Linked DNA regions of Homo sapiens: regions 2, 3 and 4 are each linked to region 1. Evidence: chromatin contacts called from ENCODE Hi-C or POLR2A ChIA-PET data. All regions are on one chromosome and are shown on one strand. The core of a region is the stretch at or near the end of the contact, and the rest is flanking DNA. Distances in the headings are between cores, read along the strand shown.

What was found. A loop is a pair of places that touch in the nucleus more often than their neighbours do. ChIA-PET counts read pairs that join two places held with the same protein, here RNA polymerase II (POLR2A). Pooled maps may share reads with other maps.
Region 2: a map of CD4-positive, alpha-beta memory T cell shows a loop between it and region 1 (9-fold over the local background). The contact joins the promoter of AP2S1 here to the promoter of TMEM143 in region 1. A Hi-C loop is called at or near these places in 1 of 168 maps with a recorded cell type or tissue (CD4-positive, alpha-beta memory T cell) and 6 of 50 pooled maps. POLR2A ChIA-PET finds 5 or more read pairs at or near these places in 1 of 52 experiments (K562).
Region 3: a pooled map shows a loop between it and region 1 (28-fold over the local background). The contact joins the promoter of INAFM1 here to the promoter of TMEM143 in region 1. A Hi-C loop is called at or near these places in 1 of 37 single-sample maps with no recorded cell type and 7 of 50 pooled maps. POLR2A ChIA-PET finds 5 or more read pairs at or near these places in 2 of 52 experiments (activated B cell and activated naive CD8-positive, alpha-beta T cell).
Region 4: a map of B cell shows a loop between it and region 1 (17-fold over the local background). The contact joins the promoter of CALM3 here to the promoter of TMEM143 in region 1. A Hi-C loop is called at or near these places in 2 of 168 maps with a recorded cell type or tissue (B cell and CD4-positive, alpha-beta T cell) and 4 of 50 pooled maps. POLR2A ChIA-PET finds 5 or more read pairs at or near these places in 2 of 52 experiments (CD4-positive, alpha-beta T cell and WTC11).

What each region holds. Positions count from the first base shown.
Region 1 is chr19:48,362,433-48,365,916 of GRCh38, forward strand. TMEM143 (transmembrane protein 143) reads right to left here and starts at 1,508. Exons shown (of 8, transcript NM_018273.4): 1 at 1,466-1,508; 2 at 859-1,099. The coding sequence starts at 1,488. It overlaps SYNGR4 (synaptogyrin 4), which reads left to right and starts at 1,935. Exons shown (of 5, transcript NM_012451.4): 1 at 1,935-2,105; 2 at 3,304-3,484. The coding sequence starts at 3,411. RefSeq lists enhancers at 1,060-1,109, 1,590-1,709, 2,080-2,229.
Region 2 is chr19:46,849,322-46,852,353 of GRCh38, forward strand. AP2S1 (adaptor related protein complex 2 subunit sigma 1) reads right to left here and starts at 1,525. Exons shown (of 5, transcript NM_004069.6): 1 at 1,443-1,525. The coding sequence starts at 1,445. RefSeq lists an enhancer at 1,540-1,849.
Region 3 is chr19:47,273,499-47,276,623 of GRCh38, forward strand. It overlaps INAFM1 (InaF motif containing 1), which reads left to right and starts at 1,387. Exons shown (of 1, transcript NM_178511.6): 1 at 1,387-2,225. The coding sequence starts at 1,422. The coding sequence ends at 1,850. It also overlaps a transcript of CCDC9 not described here. RefSeq lists silencers at 1-78, 689-948, 1,309-1,758.
Region 4 is chr19:46,599,546-46,602,613 of GRCh38, forward strand. It overlaps CALM3 (calmodulin 3), which reads left to right and starts at 1,785. Exons shown (of 6, transcript NM_005184.4): 1 at 1,785-1,892. The coding sequence starts at 1,890. It also overlaps the pseudogene PPP5D1P. RefSeq lists an enhancer at 1,050-1,549 and a silencer at 1,680-1,819.

The sequences.
Region 1 (3,484 bases), core at 258-2,757:
AGGATCACTTGAGTCTAGGAGGCAGAGGTTGCAGTGAGCTGAGATTGTGCCACTGCACTCCAGTCTGGGCAACAGAGTGAGACCCTGTCTCACAAAAATAAATAAAGAAAAATAAATGAATAATAATCCTCAAAATCCTCAATAATGACAATGATGATGATGGTGGCAATAAGACCTCAGGTTCTAGAGTGAGACCAAGACTAGGATGAGGTGAATATGGCACCCAAGGGTGCAAAATTTAACGGGGCACTCACTCTTAGGGTCAAGCGAGTGCCCTACTTGCCTAACCCTAGTCCTGGGCCAGCTCTGGAGTCAGACCACTTTGGTTCAAATCTAAGCCACTATGTTGTGGCCTTGGGTAAGTCACTTTCCTTCCCTATGCTTCCATTATCTCATCTGTAAAATGGGGATGATGGTGGTATCTCTCTTACTGATGATTCAACAATACATGAAAAATGTCTGGCACAGTGCCATGGAGTCAGAGCTCAAATTGTGTGATAATAATTATGATTACAGCGTTGTGACTTTATAGGTACAATTATTATCAGGTAGTAGAAATAGTAATGATGAGGATGATTACTATACCCATCTTAAAGAGGGAAAAACCATGCCCCAGAGAGTGCCTGTTCAAGCCCTCAGAACAAGCCAGAGTTGGGAATGGATGCTGCGTCTGCATCTCGGAGACCTGGCTCCTGCATTCCAGCTCATCTCCCGCCCACTAGGGAAACACGAAGGGACCCGGGAACTACAACTCCCAGGAGGCGCCAGGGCAGCTCTCTGCAGCAACTAGGGCCCTGCCGCCGCGAAGCCTGCTGGGAGCCGTAGTCCCCAGGCTCTTGGGCCTGGGACAGGCGGTACCTGTATTAGGAGGCGGAGCAGCTGCTCCTTGGAGAAGGGAATGAAGCGCTCGCGGTACTGCTGGGCCCAGTCGCGGGGCTCCCTGGGGTTCCACATCTTGCGATACTCCCCCATTTTGGCTGCCAGCGATGAGAGGGCCCGGGGGGGCCCGAGGAGCGCGGGCAACAGTGGCCATACTCGGACCCTGGACCCCCAGACCCCCCGGGTCACATGCAGCATGGCTAGACCCTTTCCCCGGAGCCTAAACAGAGGAAAATGGGCAGGGGTCAAAGGCCATCTAGAGGAAAAGCGCCCTCTCCACCTCCACGTCCCACCCTCCAGAAGCCGTCTCTACCCCAGGCAGGGCGCAGAGCCCATCCGCTCGCCTCAAAGCCCCTGTTGCCTGTCCCCTTCCCACACTGCTCAGTTGGCCTGGGTCCCAGACAGGGGTCAGAGGTCTTAGGTTCTGGGGCGTTTTTCAGGCCCAGAGACCCTGTAGTGGTACAACGTTTCTTTGGGGTCTAGACAGCGAGGTAGATCTTAGGAGAGCAGGAAATGCTCGTAAAGGTTACCTAGGGGGTGCAGGGCCGCCCTCCCTGGCCATGCAATCCCCCGATTTCTCCCTCACCTTAGCCAAAGCTCGACTGTCATTGAGCCTCCTGCGCATGTGCAGGAGGGCGTCCTGGGCTCCCGAGGTTCGGCTTCACCCAGCAGTAAAACGCATGCGCAAAGCTTCGGTCAATGCGGGCTGTCCATTTCTCACCGCCGACTCCCTACATCAACTACGCATGCGTTGCCTGCCTTTCTCCACCGCCGGCCTCGTTTGGGCGCGACGCATGCGCCGCAGGAGTGTCTCCTTGTCAGCTTGCTACAAAGGGAAGGGGCGGTGTGGACGCGAGACTCCCTAGAGGGATGGGGCGGGGTAGGGCTCCCGCGCGCAGTCCGCCAACGGCGCGCAGTCCAACGTTCGCCGAGGCCACGCCCCGGCTCGTGTCAGCTCCTGAGTAGGCGGAAAGAGGGAGGGGGCGGGACTTGGGCGCAGCCAATCAGCTGTGGAGGAGCGAAAAGGCGGGAAAAAGCGGAACCAAAAGAAGGCTGAGGTGGCGCTAGGGACCAGGAGGGGTGGGGGTGGCGAAAGGAAGGGCGGGCCCTCAGGTGACGCAGATTGGCCCTCCAGAGAAGGGGCGGCCCCTTCTCAGGTGCCGTCACCCCCAAACCTCAGCACTGCCATTCCAGGTCCTTAAAGGGGAGACCGCGATTCTAAGAAGGTAGCCCAGTGCCGGGGCGTGGCCTCATTCTGAGGTTCCCCACAAATCCGAGGTCCCGACTCCCAGCTTGAGGAGGTGCACTTCCGTGAAAATGGAGCTGAATTCGAAAGGGAGGCCCTTATTCTGGGAAATGGCCCCAAGTGACAAGGACAGCCTGAAATATGCCCTGAGATACCTGGGTTCTCCACGAAGGGTGCTGTCACCCCCAAACCTGAAAGGGATTATTCGGTTTCAGACCTCCCAGGGGCTCTGATCTCAATGGCCGCACCCCCTAGTCCCCAGAAAGTCCCACCTGTGTCCTCTCACAGAAGGACCCAGTCCCTCTGCAGGCCCTTCAGCTCCTGGGTCACAAGACGTGGTCCCCAAATATCCCAGCCCTCCCCTGCACTCCACCTCTGGGATCCCTGACAGCCCTCTCGCCCAACAACCCCCTCAGCCCACATTCCTGACTTCTGGAACCTGAAGCAGCCCCTTCACTTATGTCCCCCACTCCTGGGACCCCCAGAATCACCCTCACCCCAGGCCCTCACCTCTCTGGAATCCTCCATAGACCCCCTTAACCCACACCTCAACCCAGGGGACCCTTAGCGACTCTCTCATCCTGCACCTCCACCTCTGTGACCCCTGGCAGCCCTCCCCACACGACACCTTGCCTGGGACCCCTAGTATCCCCATCCTATGCCCCCCTCTCCTGGGACCCCCAGAAAGCTCCCTCACCACACACAACCCCATTCCTGGGAACCCCCAGCACCCGCATCCTATGTCCCCCACTTCAGGGACCCCTAGCAGCCCTCTCCACACAACACCTTTCCTGGGACCCCCCAGAACCCCCATCCTATGCCTCCCACTTCTGGGACCCCTAGTAGCCCCCTCACCACACAACCCCATTCCTGGGACCCCCAGCACCCCCATCCTATGCCCCCCACTCCTGGGGCCCACAGAAGCCCCCTCAGCACACACAACCTCATTCCCTGGGACCCACCTGCACCCCCATCCTACGTCCCCGACTTCTGGGGCCCCTGACAGCCCATTCACCCCACACCCTGACTCCTAAGAGGCTCAGCAGTCCCCTCACCCCACACAACTCCATTCCGGGGACCCCCCCCATCCCCACCCCATGTCCCCCAATCCTGGGGCCCCCAACAGCCCTTCCACCCCGTGCCCCTGACTGGCATCCCCCATCTGTGTCATCCCACAGCAGCCAAGCCCAGGGCTGGCCTGAAGCCCCCGGACGGCAGTGCCCAGCAGGCAGCGCCCAGCACCCTGGCTCCCACCTCCCAGTGGCCCCAAAGGAAAACAGCTGCCATGCACATCCCCAAAAGCCTCCAGGAGCTGGCCAACAGCGAAGCCGTGCAGTTTCTGAGAAGGCCCAAGACCAT
Region 2 (3,032 bases), core at 275-2,774, 1.5 Mb before region 1:
CCTCATTCTCCACACACTCTATCCTCCCTCCCCCAACCAACCAAACTGGACCGGAACAGGATGTTACACTCTCCTTCCAAGAACTCCTGCTGAGCCAGGGAAAACCACTTCCTAGCAGGGCAGGGGTCCCAGGCAGGAAGGGACGTTGGGGGGCCTACACCAGGCAGCCACAGCCTGGGAGCAGAGCCGGAGACATATTCACACAGTTAGGAGAACTAGAAGCAAACCCACAGAGTTGACAAAAAGCTCTGCCTCTTACTCCCAAATTCCCTTGTATACCTCTCCCTGTTTTCTTCCCATTTGGAATCTCAAGTCCCCTCCGTCCTGAATCTCTGCATCCTCACGCCTCTGCTGTCCCCTCTAGATGCCCCCCAACCTTCCCTGTCTCCAATCCCCCTCCTCTGGAGTTGTTCCCTTTTGACCTCCACTTTCTCAGTCTCAGTTCCCCTCCTTGGGGCCTCAATGGGCTTTTTACTGGTGACATCCCTTGTCCCACTCCCAAGCTTCCTCCCTTCTTCAAAAGGTCACATTTTGCCTCCAAGGACCCTGTTCCTGGAGGAGACTCCGCCCCCGCTCTGACACTCTTTCTCATTCGTTTTCTTTCCCAACTTCCAGCCCAAAGAACCCTTTCCTAGATCCAAAGCCCCAACCTGGGGGATAGGGGCACTCCTAAATCCAATGTTGAGTCTTTGCCCCAACAAAGATTCCTCCCCAGGTCTCACACTTTCAAGCCTACTCCCCACCCCACAAGATCTCTCCTCTTGGAAAGACCTATTCAGTTGCTCCCCATTCTTTCCGAGTGTCCATCTTACCTCCAGGTCCTCTCTCCTTTTACAGCGCTTTCCCAGACCCTTAAGTTTCATTCCCTACAGTTGCCTCCTTTTGGTTTCCTGTGCCAGGTCTCTTCTTGAGATCATCCCTCTCTCACAGGCAGTCTCCTGCCCCTGTCTCAACATCCCCTCTCCACCTGCAATCAGATCCTTGTCTCTAGAGACTCCTCCCATCAAGAAAACCTCCCTCCCCTTTTCCAAGGTCTCGCGTTCTCGTCCCAGCGCTCCCGCCACACTTCCAGAGCGCCTTCCTCTTTCGGACGCCCTCTCCCCACCTCCAATGCCTTCTCGCTACCCACAAGACTGTGTCTCACGAGTTTCCTCTCGTTTCAAAGCTTCCAACCATCTACAACGTTTCCCACCTGCACAGCCCTTTCCCCTTGGAACACCACCCCCAATGCCCGTCGCCGCGAGACCCCTGGTAACCCCCGCGCGCAGAATCACCGCCCTGTGCCCTCCTTCCCGGCCCTGGATCGGTCCCAATCCCCAGAGCCCGCGCCTGACCCAGACCATCCGCGGCAGAGAAGGGACTTGTCAGCGCCCGATCCAGCCTCGGCTATTTACGCGTGGGCCCCCCCTCCGCCAGTCCCCGGCGTAGCGCTCCCCCGTTACCATGGCGACCCCCGTCCAGACCCCAGCGGCCCCGGTCCCGCGGCGACTGGGCAGCTCCGGCTCAGGGTGCAGTTGTAGGGCCCAGAGCTAGAGCGGACTTCCGGTAGAAAAACCCGCCTGCCTTCTCGCGCACAGACCCCTGGGAGTTGTAGTTTCACCAAAGGGGCCAGCCTGGGTGAAGATGGGTGAAGAGTCAGAGCCAGTCCTTTTCCTACCAAACGAGTCAGATCCCAAGTGCATGCTGGGATTTGTGGACAAACATCTTTACAGAGGACTACAATTCCCGAGATGCTGAAGAACCAGCGGTGAAGGCGTTGCATTCAGGGAAATGTAGTTCTCTTAGGTCCCCTCCCCCCACCCAGGGGAGAAGGGCATGCTGGGAATAGTAGTTTTAAATTTTAAAAAACTGTCCTGGGGAGATAGAAAATGTCTTTCCATTCCTCATCCAGTGATTTCTTTAATTTTTTTAAAAATAGAGACAGGGGTCTAGATATATTGCCTAGGTTGATCTCGAACTCAGCTTCAAGCGACCCTCAGCCTTCCAAATCACCAGGATTACAGGCATGAGCCACCACAACACCAAGCCAGTGTTTTGCTTAAAATACGTTGCGTGTGTCTCTCGGGAGACAACAGTTTAAAAGCATAAATTTGAACCGGCCCGGCGCGGTGGCTTACTCCTGTAATCCCAGCACTTTGGGAGTCCGAGGCAGGCAGATCACTTGGTTAGGAGTTCGAGACCAGCCTAGCCAGCATGGCGAAACCCCATCTCTACTAAAAATACAAAAAATTAGCCAGGCATGGTGGTGCGCACCTGTAGTCCCAGCTACTCGGGAGGCTGAGGCAGGAGAATCACTTGAAGCCCGGAGGCAGAGGTTGCAGTGAGCCCAGATCTCGCCACTGCACTCCAGCCTGGGCAATAGAGAGAGACTCCAAAAAAAAAAAAAAATCTCTAGTTTGGCGGGGGCATGATGGCCCATGCTTGTAATCCCAGCACTTTGAGAAGCTGAGGTGGGTGGATCACCTAAGGTCAGGACTTCGAGACCAGCATGGCCAACACGGTGAAACCATTTCTACTAAAAATATAAAAATTAGCTGGGTGTGATGGCAGGTGCCTGTAATCCCAGCAACTCGGGAAGCTGAGGCAGGAGAATTGCTTGAACCTGGGAGGCAGAGGTTGCAGTGAGCCGAGATCACACCATTGCACCCTAGCTGGAATGACAAGAGCGAAACTCTGTCAAAAAAAAAAAAAACCCTCCAGGTCAGCAGTTAGTTTAGTGTTTTTTTGGTGTGTCTTTGTTTTTGCTTTTTTCTGAAAGAGGGTCTCCCTTGGTCACCCAGGCTGTAGCGCAGTGGCATGATCTCAGCTCACTGAAGCCTCAACCTGCTGGGCTCAAGTGATCCTCCCACTTCAGCCTCCCGAGTAGCTGAGACTACATACACATGCCGTCACACCTGGCTAATTTTTTGTACTTTTTGTAGAGACAGGGTCTTGCTATGTTGCCTAGGCTGCTCTTGAACTCCTGAGCTCAAGCGATCCTCCCTCCTCCACCTCCCAAAGTATTGAGATTACAGGCGTGATTTTTTAAATGG
Region 3 (3,125 bases), core at 137-2,636, 1.1 Mb before region 1:
ACCTCCCACCGCCTCGCTCCTCTGTCCTCTGCTTCTGCCACACTCCAGCCAGGAGAGGGTTAAATCTAAGGGGGGAGGAGCCAGGGTCTGCGAGCCGGGCGGGGCCAGGGCAGTAGTCGGGTGCAGGCCCCACCAACGGGGGACGTCACGGCACTGGGACGGCTGGGACGCTTCCGCGTTAGTCTCCCATGGAGGCCCTGGGCGGCTCGAGCCAGTCTTCAGGCCGAATCTCCCGCCTCCAGGATTGCATCCGAGGCCTGGCAGCCGGTGACACTTCCGAAGGGCTTGAATTACTCGGGCGCCAGCCCTGTCGTATTAAACGCAGTGCTTCCGCTCACCCTTGAACTGTGTTTCTGGAGGGGGCAGGCTGGGTCGCTGTGCTTGGCGGGCTTTTCTGTGGCGGAAGAGGCGGAAGGAAGGGGTCTTCCTCCACCCTTCTGATCCGTCTTCCCTCCCCCCTCCCGCAGGCCTCCCCGAATTCCTGAAGACGCTGCTGGGAGGGGACTGAAGCTTCCCCGCCTTGATGGGGAGGGGGCGTGAGGAGGGGTTTATCTGGATTTCCAGGCTGTGTTCTTTCTACCCCAGAGCCTAGTCTGGACCCCTTGGCTCTAGGGAGAGGGAAAAGCTGACCGTTGGGGAGGAGCTGGGAGAAGGGGCGCGATTGCGGTGAGGGGCGGAGCTGGAACCTCGGGGCCTGAGGTGCTGAGGATACCTGAAAGCGGGCTGAGAGTGTGCTGGAGGAGGCGGGTCCCGCGGGGGCGGAGCTAGGCTGCCTGGGCGGGGCCGGAATCCTGACAGGCGGAGTTAGAGCGGGGGGCGGGGTCAGCGCGCGCGGGTGGGGCTCTGGCCATGGGCATGGGGCGGGGCCGTCAGCGGGGGCGTGGTCGGGGTGTCGCGCGGGAACCCGCGCGGGAGGAGAGCGGGGATTCCGGAACTAGAGTGTGGGAGCCAGAGGCCGTAGCGGGCAGGGCTCGAGCACTGGAGTAGAGCAGTCCGACAGGTAGAGAAGTGAGACTGGCTGCGGCACAGGGCGGGTTAGGGCTCCAGGCAGGGCTTGAGCGGGACGAGGGGGCGGGCTCCGAGGCGGGCTAGATGCCTGGGCTGGATGAAGTCCGAGTCTGGGAAGAGAACCGTGTTGTGGCGGGAGGAGGCGGTGATTGGGGTGGTGGGGCTAAGCGCGGGGGCGGGGCTGGAGCGAGGGGGGCGGGGTAGCACCTCCGCCTGTCGGTGGTGGGGCGGAGGCTGGAGGGGGTGGGCCTAGGATGCGGAGGCGGCAGCTCGCGTGGGGGCGTGACCATGCTGGCGGGGGCGGGGCCGGAGGCGGGCGGTTTAGAGAGCGGGGCGGTCTGCGGGGTGGGGGCGGGGCCTGGTGGGGGCGGGGCCTGTGCGGTCTGCGGCGCGGAGCCGAGTGGGCTGCGGGGATGCGGGGGACCAGCTGCGTGGGCGGCGGCGCCGAGAGCCCCGGAGGCGCGGGGCTGAGCGAGGGCCCGCGGGGGCGCTGGCTGCGCTTGGCTCCGGTATGCGCCTACTTCCTCTGCGTCTCGCTAGCTGCCGTGCTGCTCGCCGTGTACTACGGTCTCATCTGGGTACCCACGCGGTCTCCCGCGGCACCCGCCGGCCCACAGCCCAGCGCGCCGTCCCCTCCGTGTGCTGCCCGCCCGGGCGTGCCGCCTGTCCCGGCGCCCGCCGCTGCCTCCCTCTCCTGCCTCCTGGGAGTCCCCGGCGGGCCGCGACCCCAGCTCCAGCTGCCGCTGAGCCGCCGCCGCCGCTACAGCGACCCTGACCGCCGTCCGAGCCGCCAGACACCCAGAGAGACGCCAGAGGCCGCGGAGGGGCGAAGACCCGGGTAACTCTCCCTTCCACCCCAACCCGGATCGCCAGCCCTCGAGAGCTCTGTGCTCCACGCCGAGGATGCACCGTCTCTGGATTGGTCCGGCCTTCTTCCTAATGACATCGCTCAGCGTCTCTGGAGCCGTCATCCCGCGGAATGGGGGCCCAGGGGGTGTCAGCTCGGGGCCTTGCCTCTTGCAGCTACTCTGTGGTCAGGCCGGGTCCTCCACCATCAGGAAGATCCCATCCTGAGCTCTGTCTCCTGCCCCTCCTGCTGTGGGATGCTGAGCACAGAGCCCACAGCCCATCTGCCTCTTCACCTCCCTGAATCCGTGTCCATCTGCAATAAACGACAGCCTCGGCTGCCTCGTGCTGTGTCTGTCCTGTTGTCTGCAGAGATGCCTCCCCTCCCAAGTTTGTGTGGGAAAGACCTTCCTGGGGTGTGGCCTTTGTCTGTTTTGTCCCGGGTGGGCTGTTCCCCTTCCTTAAGGAGCTCTTCTTTTCTTGGAGTAGGGAGAAGCAGCTTAGCAGCAGCAGGGCCTTTGAAGGTCAGACAGTGGGAAGGGCTTCCCAGTTTTTTGTGTGCTTGGAGCAAAGGACAAATGTCTCTGGGGAGAAGCAGAGTGTCTGCCCTCGTGTTACAGCACAGGAGACAAGAGGAGGGGTGGGGTGATATAGGACAATAGCTGGGGTTCTGGGAATTGCTGTTGGTGTAATTATCATGTCAGGGACAGAGGCTGAATCACCCAGGGATCTCAGTTGGCTGCCGAGAGGGAACGATGCTGGCCCACTTCCTGGGGTCAGAGAGATGAGAGTGGATGGCGGCGGCGGTGGTGTTGCTTCTCAGCCTGTCTGGAAATCTCAGAGCCAATGACCAAAGCGCTGTGCTGCCTTGGAAGACTGGTGCAGCCTCTGGCCTGGGGCGCTGCTAGGAAACCAAGGCCGGGAAACTGAGGTCTAGCTTCTGGGCAAGGAGTCCGAGGTGGGGAGGCCATGTTCCATCCTGGAAGACTGAGGCCTGGCTCTGGACAGGGCCTGGGATCTGACATGCAGGAAGCTGGTTCCTGTCCAGCCTCCCCGCTTGAGCTGGAGGCCTTCCCAGGAGAGTGAGGCTGAGCATCTTCTCCCACGCTGTGGCTCCTGGAGATCTGTGGAGGTGGTTAGGAAGGTCAGCTGCTCTGCTCACCTCCCCTTTACCCCACCACCACTCCCCAGAGGGTGGTTGTGAAGGGGAATCTAGGAAGCCAGCACTTCTTTGTAGTCAGCATAGGTGATAGTTAGGGGCACTGACTGGG
Region 4 (3,068 bases), core at 535-3,034, 1.8 Mb before region 1:
CAGCCTGGCCAACATGGTGAAACCCTGTCTTTACTAAAAATACAAAAATTAGCCAAGTGTAGTGGTGGGTGCCTGTAGTCCCAACTACTTGGGAGGCTGAGGCAGGAGAATCGCTTAAACCTGGGAGGCGGAGGTTGTAGTGAGCCAAGATCATGCCACTGCACTCTAGCCTATGTGACAGAGCAAGACTCCGTCTCAAAAAAAATACAGATCTTGTGTGAACTAACAGAATAAGAACTCACTTGTTACCGTGAGGACAGCACCAAGTCATTCATGAGGGATCCACCCCTATGACCCAAACACCTCCCACCAGGCCCCACCTCCAACATTGGTGATCACATTTTAACATGAGATTTGAGACTGAGTAACAAGTGTTAGGATTAAAGGCATGAGCCACCGCGCCCGGCCATCTTCTTTACCTCTCCACTGTGTCAGTTTTATTTTTCTCTTCTTCTCTAGACACTTTGTTCCTCAAGATAGGGGGCAGAGTGGGAAAATGACCATAGTCAGAATCTATGGGAAGGACCCACCCAAAAGGAAAAGGCTTCTTGTGCCCAGGCTGCAGATCCAAACCCCAGGGAAGGACTCTCATTGGTTCAGTCTCCATTCTGTTCCAGGTGGAGCATAATGATTGGTCCAGCCTGACTCGTTTGCCCATCTCTTAACCATCAACATGGTGGGGAGGGGACACGCAGGAGACTGTCAGCTCCTATCCTAAACGGGGGAGGGGGCAGGGGTGATCATTTTCTGAGCTCCTATAAACAAAGTTTCAGTTCTTTTTCCTCCTATGGCTGGAACACTGGAATAAGGAAAGAGGTCGTCTGTCTGGAGAGGCTGGTTGGGGAGTATGGTCTCCCCAGCCCAGCCAAGCTCAGGTCCCTGCATACAGCAGGCGCCTAATTGATGCTTATAGCACGAATGACTGAATGAATACCCCGTTCCCACAGGCTGTCCTGGGATGGTCCTAATTTCACAGACCCTGAGCGGATCAAGAATGAAGCGGGCCCAGGGGTCCCGCCCACCGGCTGAGTGCGTCTTAGGACGCAGAGACAAGACCACGGAGGGCGGAACCTCTGAGCGTTAGGTGGCACCTTGGAGACCCCGCCACCTCCAAAGGCCCAGTTAGGGGCGGAGCTTCTAAACCCTAGCATTTTGGATTGAACCATCGTCCGTCGGTTAAAGGGGAGAGCCGAGAAAGCCCTTCTGCATTTGTCGCCAGCCTTTTTACCACCTCCTGGCCACAGAAACGACGTATTTGCTTCTCTAACGGCGACGCCGTTTCCCCCTTCGCCTCGTTACTCCTCAAAGCCCCACGCGGCCACAGAGTTCAGACTTACCCACCACCACCTTGCAGTGGCTCGCCCCAGTTTGACGCATTGCAGGGAAGGTCGGACCAATGGGCGCCAAGCTCTCATTTCCGCCATGGGCCAGGCCCAATAGTGACGCGGCTCACAGAGGGACGCGTCACGCACCGCCGAGCTGTGCCCCTCCGCCGAAGAAAGTGAAGTGGGCCCGGGAGGCGGGGCGCGCGGCGAGGGAAAGTAGTCCGGCGACGGGAGCGAGCGCGCGCGCGCCCGGCGGCAAACCCAATTCCTGTGCAGGGTGGGGACGAGAGATTCGCGGGCCCGTAGGTGTGGAGCGGGGCGCGGAGGGATCCGTGGGAGCCGCAGTGCGGCGGCGCGCGGGCCGGGTGGGGCGGGGCCGAGCGAGGCGGGGCGCGCGCGGCGGCCGTTGAGGGACCGTTGGGGCGGGAGGCGGCGGCGGCGGCGGCGCGCGCTGCGGGCAGTGAGTGTGGAGGCGCGGACGCGCGGCGGAGCTGGAACTGCTGCAGCTGCTGCCGCCGCCGGAGGAACCTTGATCCCCGTGCTCCGGACACCCCGGGCCTCGCCATGGTGAGTGAGGCTGGGGGGTCGCCGAGGCTGCGGGCTCTGAGGCGGGCTTAACGGGGCAGGACCCCTGAGGGGGCGACAGAGCCCAGAGTGGGGGGCGTCCGGGCCCGGCGAGAGCCTCGGGACCCTTTTCTACCCGCGTTGTCGGGGGCTGTTGAACCCAGAGCGGGACGTCTGGATCACCAGAGGTTTCCAGAAGCGACTTTAGCACCAAATGGGATGTTTAAGTCCACAAATGGGTATCTGAGCCCCTAAAGGGGACATTTGAACCCCGGATGGAGGATCGGGACCCTCAGTGGGACCCCTCAAAAGGATTTTGGACCCAGGATGGGGCGTTGGGTTTCAGGATGGAGGTGTTTGGACCCCAGGGGACGAAATAAGAAAGATGGGCTGGGGAGGGGAGCTATTCGGGCCCTGATGAAGGCGTTTGGTCCTGAGAGGATGCGGGGAACGGGGGACGAAGGGAGGCTGGGCTGCTCCTGGATGGGGTGGTGGAGGGTAGCTGGGCCCGGGCGGGGAGGGGCGACCCCTGGGCTCCTGTGGAGCAGAGGAGAGGGTCAAGGATGGGCGGTCACTTCTACAGATGAGACTCCCGAGGGTGGGGGAGGGTGGGGGAGGGTGGTCTCCAGAGCCCAGCACTGCAGAGGAGGAGGAGGGTGAGGTGCAAGCTTATGGGAGGAAGAGCCTGGGGTGGGTGGCAGCGGAGATTAGAAGATACTCTTGAAGGCTTCCGGGACGGAGAAGGATCAGGGTCGTGGAGGTGGTGAAAAGGGATGGTGAGAGTGGGGCTCGCCAGTAGTCGGGGGACAGGGACCCTTGGGGTTAATTTGGAAGTAGCTAGAAAAGGTTCCGAGGTTACTAGTGGGTTAAGACTGTTGCTCTAGAAAGACAGAATTTTTTTAACGGGGTGGGAGTGTTGTGTTTGGGTCCAAGAGAAGATGGATTTCCAAGGTGAGGGGTGGGGGAGGACTTGGGCTTGGGTGGTTGGGAGGTGAGGTGGAAGGAGAAAATGAATGGCAGTCAGGGGGGCCTAGGTTTGGGGGTGGATGTGGGTAGCACCCTGCCAGTCTCCAGGGACAGGCCAGGACAAAGACGGCTCAGTGTGGATGGGGAGTGGGCTGCAGGGCCCGGAGGAAGCTTTTCTACCGTCCTCCTTCCTCAGGAAGAACGCGGCTGGGT